Linked DNA regions of Mus musculus: region 1 is linked to region 2. Evidence: chromatin loops called from intact Hi-C (ENCODE). Cell type or tissue: left cerebral cortex. All regions are shown on one strand. Links, peaks and the distances in the headings refer to the core of each region. The heading gives the core; the rest is flanking DNA. Region 1 overlaps Morc4 (microrchidia 4). Region 2 has its middle 16 kb from the start of Platr21.

Region 1 (2,806 bases), core at 185-2,684, 460 kb after region 2:
ATGTCTGAATGTCCAGCTACTTTATGTCTGTAAGCTGTATTATGAAATTATAAGTAACATCTTAATGATCATCTATCATAATCTATTTTATTTCTGGCAGTGTCCTTAGGCATCAACTTCTTGATATTTTGTTGTAGATAGTCAGTTCCTTTAGGTAGAGGCACCTTAAGTTCAACCGTAAGGCTTGCCTTATGCAAAAAGTGGAAGTAGAGACAAGAGCCTATTTCTTCCATAGTCACTGCATTATGAATGAGGATTGGAGTCTTTCTGGACTTGTTCTGCCTAGAATGATCCTTTGATCTATGAGCAATCTCAAGCTGGTCCAATGAAAGCCTAGTTTTGTCAGCGTGCTATGCCAGAGTGAGTGCCTCTACCCTGCAAGTGGGAGAAGAGAGAGCCAGTCCTTTTGGTTCTACCTAAATATACCTTCCACAAGACAAAGCTGGGGGAGATGAGAGCAGTCCGAAGCATGCTCCTCCCAAACAAAACCAGTATTCCTAGGCAACAGAGGCACCCTTTAAGCATTATTTTAAAATACAAACTCATCAACTTTCAGCATAATTCATTCAAAATATATAAAGAAACCACAAGCATTGCTTCTTTCCTTTGCTGATGCACTTATGGCTATTTTAGACCTTAGTTTGCACTATTTGTAAGGGAACTTGCATGCACTGGAGAGATTTGCATTGAACACTGACTGCTCCATCATCTTGGATCCCATTACTACCCTAAAAGAAAACCTTTCATAGAGCACCCAAATTTACGCAGAATGAATGGACTGAAGTGATTCGCCTTCTCTAACAGAAACAAGCTGTCTTTCCATAGAAGGTTATGACTTAAAGCTTACATCCTGCCTGAATCTATTGTATTGTGATTCCTCTTCTCCCCTTGTTAGATGTTCGAGACTCATAAAGTCATTTCTACTGGCCTTCACGGAGGCTCCTTCCAACCTGCCCCAGGTATGACTTCTTAAAGGGCTCCTGAACAGACCAGGTTTTATTTGGTACAGTTAATAAGCAGGGCTACATAACTCAAAGACTCTTGCTATGCTATAGGCTTTGACAACAAAGGAAAGCTTTGTAACTCTTGATTAAACTATTATTTCATCAATATTCTTTTATCAGAAACTATATATTTTATTAAACCTGTGAGCACCTCCATTTTCCACTTACAAATGAAAAAACCTGCTAATAATAATTGTAAAAGACAGCATTTTGGTATGTTTTACAGGCTGGTCTCCAACCTTTGGACTCAGCAGAACTTCAGGCTTTAGTCTAAGTAGCTGGAAATGCCTCAACAAATTTGAATAGTACTATACATGCAGCCTGAAATGATGTAATTATTATTTGCTAATCTTACATACCATATACTACTACCAGCATCAGGTATCACTTAACCCTTGAAAGAATTTTACTCTCAACCAATTAGAATTTCGCATAAATTTTCAAAGCACTTGGCTTGCCCTCTTACAGCTTAAGCCTTATACATTCCACAGTGACTCATACAAAAACTCCAATAAAAAGCTGATGAGGTGTGCCACCCAGTGGGCGTAGTGTGGTACTGCACGCACAAAGTATGCTATCTCCCTACAAATGCAGACAGAAAAGGGAACGTGATCATTAAAGTGTAAGGAGACAAGAGAGCCAGAAGAACGGGAGGCCAAAGTAACATTGTGCTTCCAAATCAAAATCATTCCCTGTGTGCCCCTTTAAACCTCCAATGGCCATTGAAAATCTATTGATAGCCAGAGGGTAAAGTTAGGATCAAACTACAGAGACAAGGTCGACTATAGGCTTTTTACTCCTTGCTACAAACTTCAGTTTTCTAAGCTGCTCTTTAAATCTGGCTACTGCTTACTGAGCACGGATCTACATGCTTTCATAGAGGGCGCCATTAACTTCTTTTAAGAGTCTCAATAGTTTGACTCCTACAAATGTATCTTCTCTTGAAGCCATCTGCTCGTGTTCATGAGGATCTAAATGTCCCTCTATTGTTCACAGGGTTTAATTATTTAAAAATTGAAGTACAGGGGACTCGCACACCTGTACAATTCTTTGTTTATAAGAGGCTGAAGACTTACCTAAGAAGAACCAGACAAGGAAAGGATCAATTATCACTGGAGGAAGGGGTTAACGGACCCTATGCAATAGTCTATGGCCTCTATGTCAAGAAAAGGGCACTGAGAAACTCACACCTATTATCAAAGAATCGTGCTAATGATCACTTTAGACGTTTCTACCTTTTAGAGCAATCCTGTGCCTACTCTGCAGTTCAGTCTACCAGAATGAAAACAGTAGGGAAGAGAAAGGCAAGGCATGCCACTTAGGCGTACTGTGTTCATTTCTAGTGGCAATATGATGGCTGTCATGTCTTTTAGTACCTCAGAGACACCTAATACCTACAAAAATAAATAGCCATGCCCCTTCCTAGGATATATGGACTAACAACATTGATGACAAGGTAAGAGATGAAAGGAGAGAAGAAAAAAAAAACACCAAGTTTTCTTTTTTTTTTTTCCAGATAGGATCTCACTGTGAAAACTTGGCTGGCCTGGAATTCACTATGTAGACAAGGCTAGTCTCAAACTAGCCTTGTGCCTCCTGGGTGGTGAGATTAAAGACTTGTTCCACAGGAACAAACCTTCTGTGATCATTTTTTTTCCTAGGAAACAGTGATCTTTTACTTAATAGGACACATTTCTACTAGTTGATTTTACAGAGGGCCAGCATAGCCCAGGCTTGTGAATACTTGGTATACTTTAGTATTCATAAATTTAAGTATAGGAACAATGGGTTTCTACACAGCA
Region 2 (2,806 bases), core at 85-2,584:
TCACAGTGTTGTGCTCTGACTTTCACACACATTGTTGTGTCACATATATATCGTACACACACATGCACACACTCTTGCACACACAGAGACACGCTGTGTGCACGCACAAACATTTTTGTTTAATATTAGATGAAAGCTGTCTCAAAGAAAATACATTGAGAAGGCAGAATTGCTCTCTGTGTCTCTGTCCTGTCTCTCTGTCTGTCTCTCTGGTGTGTGTGTGTGTGTGTGTGTGTGTGTGTGTGTGTGTGTGTGTGTATTGACTGAGAACAAGCCAGCCAGAAGACTGTCTAACAATGAAACTGTTACGTGTTTTTTGAGTGAAAGATAACTAAATAAAAAGGAAGGACGTGACTACTCCTAGGTATGGTGGAGGAGAGATTTATTGTAGATAAAAAAGAAAACACAGCCAGAGACAGGGACATCTGGGAGAGTCCAGAGTGGACATGGCCATGCTGAGCTGGGTGATGTGGGGAGATGAGAGAACGGAGAGAAGCCGCTGACCAAGAGGGTAAAGCGGAGAACAAAAGGACCAGGTAACCAAAATGGCTGGATTAGATAGGGAAAGGCAACCAAGGCCCAGGACTGGAGAAGTTTAGGGTAGGGGTAGGGAGTTAGATATGACAGCCATACCCTGTAACAGTTGGTAGGGACTGAGGGATTCTAGAAGAACCTGGAGGCCAGAATCTGCTTTGATATGTATTTAACACACACGTCCGCCGTCAATCCAGGTTTAAGACCTAGCCATTTTCAACTCTTTCACTATGCTGTGAAATTTTCCAAAGCTAATTGTCTCTGAAGGAAGAGATGCTGACTCTTTTCCTAGTGTTTCTCTTCATTTTGTGAGGGAATCGCCATTTTTACAGGGCATAGTTTCTCCCAGAGCCCACAAAATCGACCATTTCACATTTGCATCACATTCTACAAGTATTTTCCTCCCTTGGCACAGAAAGGCTAGAGCTAAGAAAATGTTCTAGTAAGTCTAAGGTTTGTGTTATAGGGACTTGTATACCACAGAGAGCACTTGACCACAAATCTGAAGAGCTAGCACCACACCACAGTGTCTGAATATTAGCTTTATCATATGAAATATGAATGTGGTAATAGTGCCTGTTTTAATAGAAAAACTCTGACAGAAGGGGATATTTATCTAACTCAATTTCCTGGTTGTGAGGCATAGCCTACCTTCTTCTTTATCAGGTTTCTTTCTAAAAGATCTCATTTGGAAAGGCTGCTGTTACTATATATAGCCACCAGAGGTCCTCAGCTGTCCTTATTTAAGTATAAAAGACCTCTTTCCCAAATCTACAGTAATAATTTCCCTGAATGCAGGCAAGGTGGGCTGATATTTACAGAAGGAATCTTTGTCAGAAGCTCAATGACACAGAAAGGTACAAGCATAGGGAGTAGAGCCCCTTTTAAGAAAGGAGATTTTTAAATGCATTAATGACCTACAACTGCAATTCTCAGATCTTAGCAGCTAAGGGAACTACACCTTTCGAAAGGTGCTGATGCCTGGTGTTTGGGCACTCCTGGACTCTGGTGTTAGTCCCAGGAAGCAAAAATAAGGGTATTTCATAAATTGTAAACAGTAGCTACTGGAAGTTTGCAGGACATAGCCTGTAGGGCAAAATATGGTGCCCCTAGTCAGATGCACTCCCTTATTTTAGTTGAATTTAATTTTAAATATACATAAGCACATAATTATGTACATATTTATTGGGCACTCTGTTATGAAGACACACATATACATTATGCAACGTTAACTCGGGTTAAGCATATCTGTCTCCCCAAACAATTACTGTTCCTTAAAAAAAAAGGGGTTCTTTTTTTAAAAATTATGTGTATGTATATTTGTATGTGTGTGGGGGGTGTGCACATGTGCACAAGCATATACAAAGGCCAGAAGGGGGTCTGAGATTCTCTGGAGCTGGAGTTACAGACGGGTGTGAGCTGTCCTGTGTGGGTAGTGAGACCAAACGACAAGAGCACTATGTCCTCTTAACTGCTGGGGCAATGTATCGAGCATCACATTTAACATCCTTAAGGGCACAGCATTTATTCTTCTGAATGACAATGGAACTTTCCCCAGCAAAACTGAAAATATTGCGGTTTGCTTATATCACCATGTGGATATTTAGATTTACTGACACCATTCATTGGTATGACTCCTCTTTCTTTTTCTGTCTTCTCGGACAGTGTGGAGCATTACCTGATTGGAGATGCATCAATTTCCTATTATCATCTGTATTTTTCAATCGCTCCACGTGACTGTTTTAATCTTAACATCATGCTTTGTGGTATATTTTGAAGAGGGGGAATATCATGGCTCCCGATCCATCCTTTTTGTTCAAGATGTCTTTGACTACTTTACTTGGTGCATAATTTTTGTTGATGTTGGTTAGGGCTCTATACAAATTTTAGAATCATTCTTACTGATCTGAGTAACTGGCACTTTGTGGGGATTATCAGGAATTCATAGCTATCTTGGGCATAAGGGACATTTTAACAGTATTGATTTTTTCCTGTCTGTGAACATGCTGTGCTTTTCTATTTTACTTTGTGAATGTCCTCGTCAATTTCTCTCCTCCACACTTTATAATCTGTATTACTGACATCACTCATCTCTCAGGCTAAAACTATTTCTAGATCTTTTGATACTATTAGAAATAAGGGTTTTTTTGTTTCTATTTCAGAATGTTAACTAGTAGCATTGTTATTAATCATATTTCAACTGCTACAAACAATAAGATGAACAACTTAATTGTAGAAAGAGGCTTATTTTGACATTTTTTTGTCTTTTTTT

What was found. Hi-C counts contacts between places; a loop is a spot of excess contacts. Peaks named below come from ENCODE experiments on the same cell type or tissue, not always from the same donor. Only the 100,000 strongest peaks of a DNase experiment are listed, where the experiment ranks them.
Region 1: a loop joins it to region 2, with 5 times the contacts of the local background. A loop is called at or near these places in 9 of 42 quality-filtered maps.

The regions. Positions count from the first base shown.
Region 1 is chrX:139,831,149-139,833,954 of GRCm38, forward strand. All of the region lies in intron 14 of Morc4 (microrchidia 4), which reads right to left. Among named protein-coding and RNA genes, the nearest start is that of Cldn2, 32 kb to the left of the region's middle. In left cerebral cortex, for the core only: a CTCF peak has its summit at 1,548 (motif pointing left); DNase peaks (open chromatin) are centred at 451 and 1,547.
Region 2 is chrX:139,371,599-139,374,404 of GRCm38, forward strand. No RefSeq gene overlaps it. Among named protein-coding and RNA genes, the nearest start is that of Platr21, 16 kb to the left of the region's middle. In left cerebral cortex, for the core only: a CTCF peak has its summit at 1,258 (motif pointing right); a DNase peak (open chromatin) is centred at 1,253.